2 separate regions of the Mus musculus genome follow, and region 1 is linked to region 2. A link is a loop called in an ENCODE intact Hi-C map of the cell type or tissue named here. Cell type or tissue: heart. All regions are shown on one strand. Each heading gives the region's core, and the rest is flanking DNA. Links, peaks and the distances in the headings are about the cores only. Region 1 has its middle 16 kb from the start of 4930428N03Rik. Region 2 has its middle 39 kb from the start of 4931403M11Rik.

Evidence for each region. Hi-C counts contacts between places; a loop is a spot of excess contacts. Peaks named below come from ENCODE experiments on the same cell type or tissue, not always from the same donor. Only the 100,000 strongest peaks of a DNase experiment are listed, where the experiment ranks them.
Region 1: it touches region 2 in a loop (2.6-fold over the local background); 2 of 42 quality-filtered maps call a loop at or near these places.

Annotation. Positions count from the first base shown.
Region 1 is chr14:24,634,550-24,639,925 of GRCm38, reverse strand. No RefSeq gene overlaps it. Among named protein-coding and RNA genes, the nearest start is that of 4930428N03Rik, 16 kb to the right of the region's middle. In heart, for the core only: no CTCF peak of the experiment used is centred there; no DNase peak of the experiment used is centred there.
Region 2 is chr14:24,575,791-24,581,166 of GRCm38, reverse strand. No RefSeq gene overlaps it. Among named protein-coding and RNA genes, the nearest start is that of 4931403M11Rik, 39 kb to the left of the region's middle. In heart, for the core only: no CTCF peak of the experiment used is centred there; DNase peaks (open chromatin) are centred at 1,486 and 2,196; H3K27ac peaks cover 1,239 bases.

The DNA.
Region 1 (5,376 bases), core at 273-5,272, 59 kb before region 2:
ACCACTTTTCACTAGACCCCTACCTCCTCTAGATCCTAAGGCTACTTCCCAATTCTCACTGGCAAGCAAACTTCCAAAAACCTTTAGGGGACATGATTAAAGCAAGTCCAAACCTTGCCACCTTCCCACACCCACCTATCCGGTGAGAACACTGACAAGGCCTTCTGCAAGGACTTGAGCCAGACGTTTGGGGGCAAGGATACTCTGTGGAGTGTGGGAGTCACGAGAAGCCAGACTGGCCAAGGAAAGGATAGAAGGCCTGGCTGACAAGGCTCACCTGGTAGTTACTCTTTCTGGAAGCTGGTCAGGCAACAGTGGCCCTGGGACCAGAATGGAACAATGGACAGACTGAGCCCTGTAAATCTCTCCGTACCTTGCCCAGTGCTTGCCTTGATCCTGGATTTCCCATTCTGAAACCATAGAGCAGAAGTTGGCATTAAAATGGGTATGAGGAGCCGGGGGAGGGGTGGGGGGCGGCTCTGTAGAGTGCTTACCCAGCATGCTCAAAGTCATAGGTTCAAGCCCTGTGTTCACACAAATGGGGAGTGGTAGTAGGCACCTGCAATCCCATCATTTGAGAGGTGGAGGCGGAAGGATCAGAAGTTCAATGCCATTCTCAGCTATATTAGCAAGCTCAAGGTCAGCTTCAGGTACCTGAAAGCTGACTAGAATAACAAAAGTAAAGCGAGCAGAACACACTGGGGTATCTTCTCTTGGAAAGTATTAGAGTCCAGCAGGATCCAGAGGGCTCCAGGCTTCCTTCCTCCGAGCACCAAGGGCAAGACTAGATGGTAGAGACCCAATGAATTAGAGAGTCAGAGGTCTGCCAGCTGCTCTCAAACCCTGGGCAAAGTGAGGTTCATTTTGTCCAGATGCCTTTGGGTAGGGTGAGACTTAGATACACTCTCCCTGCAGCTTCTGGGGACCCATCCAGCTTGTCATTCAGACTCTTCAGGAAGGAGGGCCAGTTGTCACTTCCCAGGAAATCTCTCTCACCTAACGGCCTGGTGATCATCTGCTTGATCCAGGATGAAGAAGAGAAGAAGCTCCACTGTTCAGGCTCTGTGCTGAGGTGAGGAGATGGTGTTTAGGCAGAGGGGAGTCCTGGGTCATGAGGACCAAGAAGGAGCCTCACGAGCCAGGGAAGGATGTCTGCAGAGTATGCCTACCTGAAGAGAGCCAAAATGGAAGGATGAACAAAGAATGAAGATTGAGCTGCAAGTACAAACACATCATCACCTCAAGTGTTCTCGCCATGTGCCACCTCACAGAGCAAGATGCTTGGGCTCAGAGAGCTGAAACCAACTTGTCCCCAGTCCATGGACCTGGAAAGAGGCAGAGCTAGGAATCAGATCCCAGAATATTTTTCCTCCTGCAGCTTCAGTCTTTGTCCCCGAGGAATGGGCCTGAAACCTTGTAGGTACGTAAGAGTTCACAGCTCCATCAGGGGAACTGAACAGGGAGAAGGAAGCTATGTCTGGGACAGGGGGTAGGGAGGACCCAAGGCTCCTGGGGTGGTGAGAGACTGAGTAGATAACAGGCTGGGGAGATGACTCAGTCAATAAAGCAGTTGTACAAACTTAAGGATGTAAGTTTGCATCCCTAGAACCCATATAAAAATGCAGGCACAGTGGTGGTTACCTGTAAACCTACCACTGGGAAGGAGGAGACAGGAGCTCTGGTCAACCAATATAGCCAAAATGGAGACTCCTAGGTCCAGTAAGAGACTCTATTGAGAGAGAGGAGGGGGGGCTGGGGAAAACACCAGACATTAATTTCTGGCCTGTACACACATAAATGCACACACATGCACATGGACACACATGCACATGGGCACACATGTACATGGACACACATGGACATACACAAAGAATAGGTGGATGAATGTCCCCTTCTGTGCAGTGGCTCTAGGGTAGCTGGAGTCTACAGCACCGGGTACAGAGGAATTCTGAGGACCACAGCAGGCCTGGGGTAGGCAGCAGTCCTTCCATGAAGACCATTGGCGGGGGCTGTGCAGAAAGGGTCAGCAAAAGTTTCAACAGGGTATTCCACCCCATAAAGCCTCCATCTGTGAAGCTTCTGAGGCAGACTGTAGACAATGATATGGGAAGCTTAGAGGAGCCAGAGCCATTCTTACAGGGCCTATGAAGGGCAGCCTGGCCAGTGCCAGATGTGTGCATGAGGACGTCAGTCCTCAACACAAACCAAGCTGCTTCTTACCCACCTCTTGCCTCCAGAGGAAGCCAAAGCCCAGAAAGAGCAGAGTTTTCTCCAGGGCAGTCATACCACTGCTCAGTGTGCTGCAGGGAGAGACCTCCAACATGAAGGCTTGGACCCTGCTCTGTAGCCCACACTGGCCATATCCCCACAAAACCCATGCATATCCATGGGTGGTAGACAGCAGAGAATTTATGGGTAGCTTTCCCAACACCCAGATGAGAAAGCTGAGGCCTAGAGAAGCCAAGAGAGTTTTCCAAGGTGCAGAGGGTCTCAGCTCCTACTGTCTTCTTGTTGTAGATAGCCCACATTGCACTCTGTAACTGTAAAACTGAGACTAGGGCCTTGAGAGATGGCTCAGAGGTTGAGAGCCCTCACATTCTTCCAGAGATCCTGAGTTCAATTTCCAGCAACCAAATGGTGGCTCACAACCATCTATAATGGGATCCAATGCCCTCTTCTGGTGTGTCTGAAGACAGCTACAGTGTACTCATATACATTAAATAAATAAATAAATAAATAAATAAATAAGTAAATAAGTAAATAAATAAATAAATTTTGAAAAAAACTGAGAATATACCATTTCTAAATCCAGTGATCTATAGATAGAAGATGATAGATAGGGAGAAGAGCTATAACTGTCATATTAAGTCCCATCTCTTTATCTCCTGTTTTACCTATTGAAATGGAATGATACCCACTTGAAGATCTTGCCACATTCCCAGGCTTATTCTTGAGTGATCTTGCCTCAAACCTATGAAACTGAGAACATTATTTTTCTCTCAGTCCCTCAGTTGCTGCTTGGATATAGCAACACAGGGCAGACTGACAGCACTGAACCAGGGAACTCTGGAGCCAAATCCACTGAGTTTGACCTGCCAGCAGCTGCGAGTGAGGTCAGAGCACATTTCTGAGTGAGAAGGGACAATCACTCTGTGTTCCTGTGCATCTTTAGTAAGGATCAGGGCAGCAGGCCTCATACCTTCCTTAAATTCCATATAGATATCTAAAATTAATTAGCAGCCTAAGTAGGAGGGATTAGTGTTCTGGGGCTGGGCGGGGCAGTTATGACTGGTTTGGGATGGGTGGTGAGGCTGTAATCAGCTTTTGGGTTTGCAAATCCTTCTCATATACCATCAGCCCCAGGATGCCGTGGCAAACAAGGGAAGTCCTCAGGATTTGTCTTCCAGGTGTGGCAAGAAGGCCATGGAGCTGGGGACCCAAGAACAAGCGTAGGTGGAAAGATGAGCAGATGAGAAGAAAGCAGAAGATGAGAGGGAGAAGCAGACACAGTGGGCAGAGCCTGGGGCTTATACCTCATGAGTCTCAATGTTCCCAGGCCATGCTCCTGGGCTCGCAGGGCTCAGTCTCCCCTGATGTAAAACTGTACAGTGTATCATACAAACCAGGAAACATCTTTACCTTTCTATTAAACCATAGGAAGTTGAGGTTTGACTTATCAGAAGCATTTGATATTGGTAGTGCCAATTGATCCCATCTCAGAGTAACAAGGCCAGGAAACTGGGCAATGATTGGGACTGTTACATAAACCAAGATGGACCATCACCCTGTGGCTCATGAGTGTGCCTCCTGCCCCTCCTACTGACTTTGAATGTGAAGCCCCAGCCCATCCCACAGCCCCTCTGTCATTAAGCTGAGGTATAAAGATTAAGTTAATGGCGGGCGAAGAAAATCAGCTTTGTTGGCAAATTGTCTCTGATATTTATTTTGAACATTAAAACGAATCATTCCAACTAAAGAGGGCCGTAGCGCGTGGCCCATTAAAACACATGCATTATGTATAACCCTCCTAGCTTCACCTCCCAAGTATTATCACCCTAAAAAGCAAACATGGTTTTTAAAGCCCCTTGTTTACGACATCCCCTGACAGTTGATGAATGGCCGCAGTTCAGGGATCTGAAAGCTTAGTAACCCAAGGTAGAAAATTCAATCTTATTCTAATATACATGGGAGAGGGAGGGGTGGACGCGACAAGATGGGAACAGGAGTCAAGCTTTGCAAAAGGTGCCCAGGCAGGATGTGGGCTTCAGCAGGGCGAGGATAGCTGGGCTCCCTAGGTGAGTACCTCGTCTGATTCCTGAGGCCTGCCATAGAACATTACCACAGAAGCTACCGGGATATATTCTCACAATTCCAGAAGCTTCTAGAGATCTGAAGTTTAGGTGTCCACAGAGCTACATACTTTCCAAGGATGACAGGGCAGAGCCTGTCCCTAGTCTCTTCCAACTTCTAATGACTCCCTGGGTAGCTTGACTTGTGGACATATCACCTAGCATCTGCCGCTGTCTTCTTGATAGCTTCTTCCCTGGGTCTCGAGTGAGTCTTCTCTATTTCCTATGTCACTGGGTTTAGGACACAGACTAACATTCATCTTTGATTCTTACAGTAATTGCATTAGCAACGGCCTTTGTAACAATTCAGGTCAGGACACAGCTGATAGAGACACTGTTCAACCTCCCAGTAAATAACTCCTTCCAGTTCTCATCCCCTCCAAACCTGTGGATCCCACCTTATCATATCTGGATACCTTCACCTCTTTGATGCCAATTCCCTAGCGCTGGACTCTAGCCCAGCCTTCTACTTTTGTCCTTCGGGGCTTTCACATGCTTATAACACATAGCCCTTATCTGTCAACACTTTGGAAGTAGAATGTTGTGGCTGGACTGTCCCAAAGCTCCTGTTACAAAAGCCCCAAATACCTGATCCTCACCGGGCACAGTCCTATGTCACAGGTCACACCTCTCCCAGCCCAGCCTCCTTTTCTCCTGCACACACTGGGCTCTGGCCACAGTAACCTCCTTCTGCTTCCCATAGGATGCAAAATCCACTCCTACTTCAGTGCCTTTGAACCCCAGATTGTTCTGCTTGCAATGTCTCTCTTCTATGCTGTCCCTATTTGCACCAAGCAGGTCATCGGTCTGATAGTACCTCCTAGGCCCAGCGCTCCTTGACTGGCACCTGCCCCCTTCTATGTCTTCTGCGAACTATCCCCATGGGGTTACTGCTGACTGCTTTGCTTTTACTCATGGTCTGTGCTTTGTTTTCGGGATTCCTTCTCTCCTCTTTGACTAGAGAGGAAACTTTCCAGGACAGCTATGACTGTCTTAGTGACTGCTGTGTCCCACAGTCTGCTGAATG
Region 2 (5,376 bases), core at 147-5,146:
TACCAGAATAGTGTTGTAAAGAGAAAAGGAGAGCCAAAGACTTCCATCTCAGTATCTTTTATTTCCTGGTGGGTTTGGGCTCTGCTCTTTTTTGCATGACCAGCGGACAGATCATTGTCACCCAATCCATACACACACACACAAACCACAAATGCTCACCTGGTGAAGACAATAACAATACAGGTGGATCAGTTTGTTTTCAAGCTGCAACTCACATCTGTGAAAGGGAGCAAATAGAATGCCTCCCACATGTCAGGACCAACGTCCCATGCCAGGATGGGTGCACAATCTCCAACCCTCAGAGCTCAAGGACACAAAGTTGACATTTCAGGCAAACATCACATGGGGCTCTTTTATCCAGAGCCCATGAGAGGATCATGAGGAGAGAATGAAGGGGATGTTTAGGCAAACCAGGAGAGAAGAAACATGGGCACGAAGACATGCAAGGTATAGGACAGGCTTTCTGCACATAGTGACAGGCTTTTCAGGACATCCTGAGTGATAGTTGACTTTCTCTCTGATGTATCTGCTGCTATAATAGCTTGTCAAGATATTGTATTAATATTAATTAACATTAATATATATTAATATAATATACAAATAATAAGGAAATAGTTCCTGACCAGGTATGGCAGCACATGCCTTTAATCCCAGAATCTGGAGTCAGAGGCAGGTAGATCTCTATAAATTTAAGGTAGCCTACATAGTGAGTCCAGTACAGCCATTGCTATACAGAGAGACTCTGTTTCAAACAAATAGAGAGAGAGAGAGAGAGAGAGAGAGAGAGAGAAGGAGGGAAGGAGGGAAGGAGGGAGGGGAAGGAAGAGAGGGAGAGAGGGGGGAGGGAGGGAGAGGAGGAAGAAAGGAGGGAAAGAAGGAAAGAAAAGAAAAATGCATATTTTCTAGGTTTGGGGGACTAGGTTTATTTGGCATACATATGTATATGTTGTATACATGTGTGTGAACATGCATGGGTGGATATGTGTCCATATGTGTGTGTAAGATTAGAGGGCAGATGCTAAACGTTCTGTATGCCACTCTCTGCCATAGTCTCTTGAGACAGGGTTTCTCACTGAGCCTAGAGTTCACCAACTTTTTTAGTTAGGCTGTCTGGGCAGTAAACTTCAGGATTCCTACTGCTTCCATGCCCCTCAGCACCAGAAATAGAGATGTGCATGGCCATGCCCAGCTTTTATGAGGGTGCTTGGATCCAAACCGAGGTCCTCATGCCTGTGCAGCTAGTGTCTTACCCACTGAGCCATCGCTTCTGCCCCAGTGACAGAATAGATGATAAATCCCATGGCTTGGGCCCTGGGATGAGGGAGTTGGACCTTATTCAACATGAAGAATCTCCAGGGTCTGGGAGCAGGCACAGAATGCTGATGCTGGAGTCAGGGAGTTGGCTGTTTCTGTGAGCAGCTAACAGTTTCCCTTGCAGAACTTGCTTCCTTTCACCAGGATTCCAGCTGTGTTTGCAAGCAGGCGTCAGTAGGGCCTCCTACCCCTCAGCTTCTCACACCCAATAGGCCCTCTCACAGTTCCCGGCCAGCAGGGAGGCTGCTTAAGGGTTATTCAGGTGCAAACAAAGCATCGGGCTTTCTCCAGCAGACACAGTGCTGGTAGGAATGGGCCACACACAGCTCAGTCTGATGCCTTCCTGCTGTGTACCTGAGCAAGCCTGGCCCCGCCATGGTGTGTAGTGATTACCCAGAACGGATCTAGTTTGGAGTAGGAAGCACAGTTTGGATGATTCCGTTTGCTGGATGGAACAGATCCACCTCTGTCCACCCTGGGGCTCGCTGACAATCTAGAAGCCGAGCCTCCCCAGCTATCCCCTTTGATGATGCTGTTCGAACTACTCTATAAATACATATTTCCTGAATAAAATAAGGATTTTTGTCTCCCTTGCAGGAAACTGTACTCTTCTTGCTTCAAAATAGCTGGAACTTGAGAGCCATATTGTTTAACAAGCTGATGGAAACCCAAAGGGAAATGAATCCTGAGATATGCAAAATACATGACATCTTCCCACGAAGAAACAAAACAAAACAAGAAGCCACAGCAGCCCACATGAGCCTCACAGGCCTGCTCTCCAGAGCACAGAAGCCTCCTCGCCCTTGGCAGCCAGGCCAGGAACACCCCCTATCCTCACCATCTGGCATTTTTGTCTGCAAAGCACAGGCTTGCTATCCTGGGCGGCCTGCCACCCTGACGACAGAGCCCTGACAACAGAGCCCAGGCACAGGAGACAGCAGCACGCTGCACCCTCCCTGCTGCAGTCCCAGACACACACATGCACACACATGAGCACACACAGGTGCACATATACACGTGTACAGGACAGAACGAAACTTTAGAGCCCCCACCTACTCTCTGGTCTTGCCAAAGTGGGTGCAGGCCAGGCCTGCCCGGCATCTCAGCTCTTCCTAACACCATCTTTTCCACTCACCAGCCAAGGAGGGCAGATGTCAGGGGGAAGTGAGGGAGGGAGGAAACAGCTTAGGGCTGCCAGCAGGACTGGAGGGAGGAAGCAGAGCCCTAGAGAGTGCATCAGGCAGGTGGCAGAGGGGGACTCATTTGCTGGGCCATCTGTTGGGAGCAAAGAGAAGACCCCTAACTCCACAGCCCAGGCCCTCCCCTGCACAGACACTCTCTCACACACACATGCGGCACCAAACACAGATGCTGATGCCAACACAAGGACCTAGGAATATGGCCAAACACATACACAAGTATCCACACATAAACATCCACACCTGTATATACCAGTATACACATACACACACATAGCACCCTTCCCATGCAGATGCTGCCATCAACATGTAAAACCACATATGCACATATGCACACACATGCACTCACACATATTCGTGACCATGTGAACACACACACACAAATGCCCATAACTACACCAATGAAGTCATCTATACTCATGTATATGTGTAATGCTACTGGTGTACAGACACATGCACACACATACACACTTTCTCACATGTATGCATATCCATTCATACATCATATAAGTGCCTATACAGGAATACTGAAATCCCTAGTCACATAGGTTAATACCTCATTGCCCACTGATACCAATGGGCCTGGTTCCATCTTTTCTTCCATGCCGCTGAGATCCTCAGTACTTTAGGTAAAGCAATACACTGACTGCATAAAACCTACATCGCTCCATATCCTCCTGGAGTCTCCACATCACCTCTGGACGACTGATTGCAGCAGTGTGTGAACAATGGTCATGCTGCATCATATAAGGGATCATGACACAGAGGGAAGTGAGTGTGTGGTGGGTACGGGTGCAATTTCATTTCAACTCTATTCAGTCCAAGGATGACTCTACCCATGCATGCAGAACTCGCAGACCTGGAAGAATGACTCTTGTCTCACTCATGTCCTAACCAACCCACACAAGCTCATGTCTTCCCTGCCTGGTCTCTGTCACCCCCCACACTCTGCTGCCTGTCCCACAGATGTCTCTGGCCCAGATGTTCCCAGTCTGTGACCACACCCTGGAATCTCTCTAGTACCCTTCATTAATACTAACACCAGAATCCTGCTCCAGAGTTTCTGACTCACCTAGTTGAGGTAGAAGTTTGGAAGAATTGGGAATCTCTTAAGTTGTACAACTGGCCTAGCAATTTGTCCCCATTCCAAGGTCCATAACCTAATGGGACTTAAAACTGCTTAAGCCTAGAGTGGGAGAGATGGCTTGGCAATTCAGAGCACTTGCTGCTCTTGCAGAGGACCAGACAGAGGTTCTCAGAGTCCACATGGGGCTCACTATGTATGATTCCAGTTTTAGGACATCTGAGGTCTCCTCAGGCAATGTATACATGTTATATACTTATACACATGCAGGCAAAACATTCAAACACATCAAGTAAAAATCAGAAAAATCTGTTTTAAAAATTACTTAAAATAGGCAAGATATGTACTCACTAATAAGTGGATATTAGCCATAAAGTACAGAATACCCACACTACAATCCACAGACCCAAAGAAGCTAAATAACAAGGAGGACCCAAGAGGGAACACTTGAATCTCATTCAAAAGGGGGAATAAAGTAGTCATAGGAAGCAGATAGAGGGAGGGGACTGGGTGAGGGATGGGATAGGGAAGAAAACATGGCAGGGATTAGGAGAGAAGGCCAGGAGAGTGAATGGAAGACGTCAGCTGGCAGAGGGGACATCTCTAGGATGTTCCAGAGATCTAGGATGGGGGAGGGCCCAAGAAGTCTATGAGGGTAACGCTAGCTGAGACTCCTAGCAATGGGAGACATGAAGCCTGAAGTGGCCACCTCCTATAGCCAGGCAGGCGGGACTCCCAGTGGAGGGATAAGAACACCAACCCACCCACAAAACCTTTAATCCAAAACATGTTCCACCTACAAGAAGTGCAGGGACAAAGATGGGTCAGAGACTGGTGGAATAACTAACCAATGACTGCCCCAACTTGAGACCCATCCCATGGGCAAGCACCAATCCATGACACTACTAATGATACTCTGTTATGCTTGCAGACAGGAGTCTAGCATAACTGTCCTCTGAGAGGCTCCACCCAGCAGCCAATGGAAACAGATGCAGAAACTCACAGCCAAGCATTGGATGGAGCTCTGGGAGTCTTTGTAGAAGAATTGGGGGAAGGATTGGCAGGCATAAAGGGGATAGAAACTCCACAGGAAGACTAACACAGTCAACTGGCTTGAACCCTTGGGGGTTCCCAGAGACTAAACCACCAACCAAAGAGCATACATGGGCTGGACCTAGGAGCCCCATGCAGATATGTAGCTTGGTCTTCAAGTAGGTCCCTCAACAACTGGAGCAGAGGCTGTCCCTAAATATGTTGCTTGCCTATAGATCCTGTTTCCCCAACTGGGCGATTTGTCTGGCCTCAGTGGGAGAGGATGTGCCTAGTCAAGCAGAAACTGATGTACCAGGGTTGAGTGATTTGATACCCAGGGCAGGCCTTCCTCTTCCCAAAGGAGAAGGGGAGCGGGGGTGGGGGGTGGGGTGGGGGGGAATGGCTTGTGAGGGTGGGGAGACTAGGAGAGGGGCTGTAAATGAGATATAAAATGAATAATTAATAAAAATAATAAAATATGAATTCTGAAAAAAATTACTTAAGCCCACTGGTCTGTTTGTTATCCCAATTATTTATAACCATTCTGAAGAAAAACTTGGATAAATCTTCTAACACACACAGCAACTGGCCTTCAGCAACAGAACATGTCACCATCCTCTCTACCACTGACTGCTACCACAGTACACCCCTGAAATGGACTTAGTCCAAGAGCTTCATAATGAAATCTCTGTGAATCAAACATGTGCTGAGGCCCACACAGTCAATGCCCGTCTAGCCTCTATTCCC